2 separate regions of the Homo sapiens genome follow, and region 1 is linked to region 2. The links are chromatin loops, found by intact Hi-C in ENCODE. Cell type or tissue: CD4-positive, alpha-beta T cell. All regions are shown on one strand. Links, peaks and the distances in the headings refer to the core of each region. The heading gives the core; the rest is flanking DNA. Region 1 overlaps FMN1 (formin 1). Region 2 overlaps FMN1 (formin 1).

Region 1 (2,915 bases), core at 107-2,606, 61 kb after region 2:
AAGTCAAAATCTATTTCCATTCATTTATTTTCATTGGTGCTTTTTTCTCACTTCCAGAGCTGCAGTGAGTATATCCAACTCCTTTCCTGCCCAATGGCCCTTTAAACACCTGACCACCAATCATGTTTCCTGAGACACTTTCTCATGCTGAGTAAACCATCCCAGGCCCTTCAGCAAGCCCTCAAATAGAAAAGTGTTTAGCCTCGAAAATCCTACATATTTCTGACTGTTCTCTAGTTTATCAGTGACCCTGCTACAAAACAGTGCTGACAGTTTTAAATGTTCCTCAAAAAAAAAAATAAATAAAAGTGAAAGTTTTGCCAGGATCACAAATACAGTTCTTGCAACTGTCACTTTAAATTATTAGAAAAACACATCTTAAATAGCCAGATTCTATCTTACTATCTCTTCACCTATCTTAAGTTTCAGTTTCCTCTTCATCATGTTTTTCTTTCTTTGCAAATTTGAAGACCATTCTTAAGTTTCTCTTGGTTGCGAGCAAATGAAACTGATTTTGGCTACCTTAAGCAAAAAGAGAAGCATATTGAATCTCATGAAATTCATGGGCAGTTTCATAAAATCAGAGAAAGAGTAGAAAGGCCAAGAGTTGGAAGAAGAGAAAGCAGAGGCTTCCAGTGGCCTCCTGCATCAGGCTCACAGGTATCTCCCTGGAGCACTTCTCTTACTGCGACTTAACTCCAGTGACTCTTAGTCAATGCAGTCCTTCAACCCAAAACTCCAGTTTTGGGAAGACATTCCATCTGGCCCACCTTGGATCAGATTTCCAGATCCCTGGTTTAACTAGTCCTGCCCAGGAACAGAGTCATGTCTACAGGGACCCCACACCTATATATTGGGGTCATTCCCAGAGAAAAGAAAGTAGATATGAACAAGGCAGACATCCCCAATTGCTGTACTTCTAAAAAAAGTAATATTCAGAAACATTGATATTAATCTATGTTTACTTTTATTTCTCCTTGTATTTTCCCCTTTGCTTAACCCCCACTAAGGCAGGTATTAGAATTGGAATTCATTGCATCAGGAGAGGTATGTGGTAAGGAGAAAAAGATAAATAGCCTGTGATTATTCCTAGATTGTGTTTCTCAAAATTCTAAACTCTTAGAACACAGGGAATTTCTTGAAGCATGTAAAAAGGAGTGAGATTTATCAACACAAAGAGTCCTGAAGAACCCTGAAAAAAGAATTATCTCCCCAGGGCTGTTGGGAAAGGAAGGCAAGAGGCTTGTGGATGCTGGAGGAAGGACACCCAGGCCCTACTTCCTGGCAGTGTCCCCAGAGAGGTCACAAGACCCTAGAGCCCTGCGTGCTATATCTAGGTAAGTAGGAACCATAGGAAATGTCAACAAAAGAATTCTGTGGGTCAAGCTCCAATGGGACACAGCCACAGATGACTACAACTGAGAGAGCTGGGAGAGCAGAATTACTGGGTGCTACAGAGTAACCCATGCATTCTGATGCCTCAATGACCAGAAGGTCCCTCTTCCCATGCCGTGGCACTGTCAGTCCCCTGGAGCCTTGACACAACTCTGGGGGGTGGTATAATACTGAGAAGGACTGAGGTTAAGTTTTCCACTTTTCCAGAAAGAAAAGGCTTGAAATAGAAATGAACATGGTTTCTAAAAAATAAAGAGATAATTTTCATATACCTGTCTTTGTAGATGGAGACTCTTATCTGCAAGGCTTGAATGAAAATGACAGGAGTAAAATGAAAATTGAGTAGTTCTGCTTCCTTGCTCTCTGTGAATTTGGCCCATCTTTTTCAAGCAGCTGGATTTGTACATCATGCACTGATTGAAATGCTAAAAGCCCTCTTTTTAAAAAGTCAACTTTGGCCGGGCACGGTGGCTCATGCCTGTAATCCCAGCACTTTGGGAGGCCGAGGCGGGCAGATCACAAGGTCAGGAGTTCGAGACCAGCCTGGCCAAGATGGTGAAACCCTGTCTCTACTAAAAATGCAAAAAAAAAAAATCAGCCAGGTGTGGTGGCGCACGCCTGTGATCCCAGCTACTCAGGAAGCTGAGGCAGGAGAATTGCTTGAACCCAGGAGGCAGAGGTTGCGTTGAGCCAAGATCATGCTGCTGCACTCCAGCCTGGGCGACAGAGGGAGACTTTGTCTCAAAAAAAAAGTCGAGTTAGCATTTTTTTCAAATCCTCTTGTTATTCATGACCTTAGTGTTCCTGAAGCTGTTGCCCTGGGTCCATGTCATACCTTTCTATACATAGTCTTAGACTATATCTCCCTTTCCTCTCTTCTGTGTGTTTCTTCCTTCTTAGATGTGGTTCAGGCAGAAGGTCCCTGCACAACTACTTTGGAGTCTTCAGCTGTGTCTCCCTTTTGCTTTATCATTTGCCAAGTTTGTGACTATGATATCAGAATTTTGTTTTTCTTAATAAATTCTGTTAAGTTCCTGAATTTAGCTAATGGTGCTGCAATGTGGCAGCTATTGATACATTTTAACAAAAGATGAAGAAAAAAAAAAAGTCAAGACCTAGAAACTGAGTCTGAGAGTTGACTGCCTTCATTTTCGTAGGCTGCAGGGCTGTTACTTCCTAAAGAGAAGTTGAGTGATGTAATGAACAAAGCCCAGGGAGTCAGGTGACCTGGATCTATTCTTGGCTGTGCCACTGACCGTGTGTGACCTTGGGCAAGTCACTTTTAATCTCCCATCTCAGTTTTCTCCACTGTATAACTAGAAAAATATCTTGTCACTTAACAAGAGAAAATTTGGGCATAAGAGTTACTGTTGCTTGCTGCTTGAAAAAACTTTAAGGTTTTTTTGTTTCAACCTACCACAGTCTTCCTTAAGATGGTGTGGTATCATGGAGTTTCAGTTCTTCAAATATCGTGAAAATTAGAATTAAATTGTTTTCGGAGGTTAAAATTAGGACCAGTT
Region 2 (2,915 bases), core at 298-2,797:
TCAGTCTTGAAGGTTAGTTCTAGTTGAAGAAAGGTAGACTCTTCCTAGATGTACCAGTGCACTAAGACAATATGTGTAGAAGATTATTTAAAGGAAATATCTAATGGGGTTATACAAATTAGTTATGTCTGGTCTTCAAATGAACCCTTCTCAAATTTGGATATCTAAATTACAGCTTAAAAAAATTCAGAATAGGTGGGGCATGGTGTCTCACACCTGTAATCCCAGCACTTCGGAAGGCCAAGGCGGGCAGATCACTTGAGGTCAGGAATTCAAGACTAGCCTGGTCAACATGGTGAAACCTCGTCTCTACTAAAATACAAAAATTAGTCAGGTGTCTCAAAAAAAAAAAAAAATTAAGAATGAAGTCTGTTAAATGGCCAACTTTGTATGGTGAAATTTTGGTAAAAACTCCCACTGTTTTAGTGACTGAGCCCTTCCTATTTTCATGTAGTTCATCAAGAATGTGCTTCATCAGTAATACTAAATCTCTAAATGTTTAACTTCTCAAGCATGACTGATTGGCTATAGCCTATTGAAAAGTGCCAAATTTCTTTCTAAAAACCATCTCTAACAATTCACGGTTGAAGGCTTTTTTGTGCAGTAAGTCACTAAGTTAGGAAAGTGGCTTCTAAATCTACACATGAGATAACAGTAATACCAAACTCACAGTGCAGTTGTGAAAAACAGATAAGGTGGATGAAAGGGCTTTGCAGGTGATAAAGCACTGTGTAAATGTTACGCTTTTGCAGCTGTGGCTGCCACAGCTGCTGACTAAATGAGTTTATCCCCGGTCATGAGGAGCATACATCCTCATTAGAGACATGGTGTGTTATTAAGCACCACCTAAAGACAGAGAGTTTTCCTAGACTTCAGAGAAGGAAGATGGGTGGAAAGATCAAGGAAACACCACTGTGAGGCAGGTACGGCACCAGGCCCTCATGGATGGGCAACAGTCTAATAGAGAGGAGGCAGAAGGTCACTGTGGGCAGGCAGTCCAGCAGAGCAGCACGCAGTGTGCACCAAAAGGAGCCTGGAGGCCCAGAGCTTCTGGAGGGTGAGAGGAGAAGGTGGGTGCAGAGGGCAGAGTGGATCCCATAACGTCCAAAATTTTTTCAAGACAGACCAACTCTACATCTACTCCTCTTATTCGCTGAGTACCTCCAAAACTCACTGAAAAACTCCATAGATTTAGCTGAAGTTCTTAGCACTTCTGCCCATTCTTCAATAGACCAGAAAGAAGAAAGGAAGCAGCAGGAAATGGGCGGAAGTGTTAAGTTGCAAATCCTGGCAGCATGCCCAGAATGGGACCAACTCAGCAGACAGGAAGCGAAGGCAATAAAAGAGCAATCTACGCTACAGGCAGGCTGGAGCAGAAACTCGGGAAAGGAGGGAAGACAGATTACTGGAACAGCCAGTTTGCAGGGCCATGAAACCCGAACTCTTTTCGATCCGCCTTCCTGGCGAGTCTTCTGGCTCTGAAACTTTGGGAAGGAAAACTGATACCCATAAATAACTGTGGCTGTATAACTGCAAAGTGGGATAAACGTTTCATCTTGATTAAACGTAAGGTGACTCCTGACAAAGAACTGTGGTTGGCTGACTCTGTGGAGAGGCTTGCAAGATGCTGTCATGACTACATGTGGGAGTTTGAGAAAACTGCAAGATGCATGTTGCAAAAAGACATATTAAGCTTTCTGCTGTTTTCCAGGCACTGTATCAGGAGCTGGTTGGGGGAGTGATGAACGAGATAGCATCCTGTTAACAAGCAGTAGCAGACTTCCCATGTTACATTCTCTCAAACAGAGAGGAGGTCAGGCCAGATCTGTTTCTCCTCAAAAATATAATCTCAAGAAAAATCAACTGGTCGGATCATCACTACCTAACCACAGATCTCCCTCCTTATTCTTCACAACAAGAATCCGTCAAATAAGTAACGTCATGGTTAATGCTCCTCCACATTCAACCTGGACCCTAAATCCCTCTAAATAACTTGACTCTGTTCATACACAGACCACCCACTTTACCAGTCTCAAAGGATGGACCAGAACAACTATTTCCTTGAGTTAATGAGTGAACCTACATCTAACTGTAAATAAAACACTAAAAATAGGTAACTATTACTTACTAAATGAAACCCAAGTGTAACTTTCCATTAAACTCAACCTGAATAAAGTTTTTAAACAGTGAACCTTTTAAAACAGAAACCAGTCTGTAAGCATCCTAAAGCTAGTCAACCAAGACAGAAGTTAAAACACAAGTATTTTCCAATCAAACTCAGCACCATTCCAACTGAAGCTTCCACTTGGGGCTGTGAAACCCTCTTTGGACGTAAGCTATGCTGAACCTGTGGTTTCAGGCAGGTTATATTGTAATGATAGGGGAAACCAATGCCACATCCACTTGCAGTGTCTGTAGAGAACTACATCTTGCCACACATCCAAGATCTCATTCCTCAGTCTCCCTGAAAAATTCTGTTGGTAAGAGAGAAGTGAGACAGTGCTGTTTCCGAGGAATCTTATGCCTCTCTTTATTCTACAACAAATGGAGACAGATGGAAATAGAAGAAGAGGCAGCAACAGGACAGGAGAAAGGAAAGAAAGGGGAAAGGAAGGTAACAGAAGGGCAACGGGGGAAGGGGAAAATAGACAAATCATAGCAGAATGCCCAGACACGACACAGGTCAGGTGACAGAAAGGACAAAAAAGATGGGAGAAGAAAACCAAGAATGAGGCCAGAAGAAGGGAGAGGAGACACCATGGTGATGGGAGCAGTAGAGAGTGTAACAGAAGTAGGATGGAGAAATAAAGCAAGCAAACAAATTGCTCCCGGGAAAAAAAGCAAAAAGCAGACTTACGAGCAACCAAAGACCATAATTTCCAACACCCTCAGAGAGCAATAATTAGAAGCGCAAC

The links. Peaks named below come from ENCODE experiments on the same cell type or tissue, not always from the same donor. Only the 100,000 strongest peaks of a DNase experiment are listed, where the experiment ranks them.
Region 1: it touches region 2 in a loop (2.6-fold over the local background); 4 of 110 quality-filtered maps call a loop at or near these places.

The regions. Positions count from the first base shown.
Region 1 is chr15:33,186,202-33,189,116 of GRCh38, forward strand. All of the region lies in intron 2 of FMN1 (formin 1), which reads right to left. Among named protein-coding and RNA genes, the nearest start is that of FMN1, 7.1 kb to the right of the region's middle. RefSeq lists a silencer at 2,533-2,592. In CD4-positive, alpha-beta T cell, for the core only: no CTCF peak of the experiment used is centred there; no DNase peak of the experiment used is centred there.
Region 2 is chr15:33,125,364-33,128,278 of GRCh38, forward strand. All of the region lies in intron 4 of FMN1 (formin 1), which reads right to left. Among named protein-coding and RNA genes, the nearest start is that of FMN1, 68 kb to the right of the region's middle. In CD4-positive, alpha-beta T cell, for the core only: no CTCF peak of the experiment used is centred there; a DNase peak (open chromatin) is centred at 1,288; H3K4me3 peaks cover 792 bases.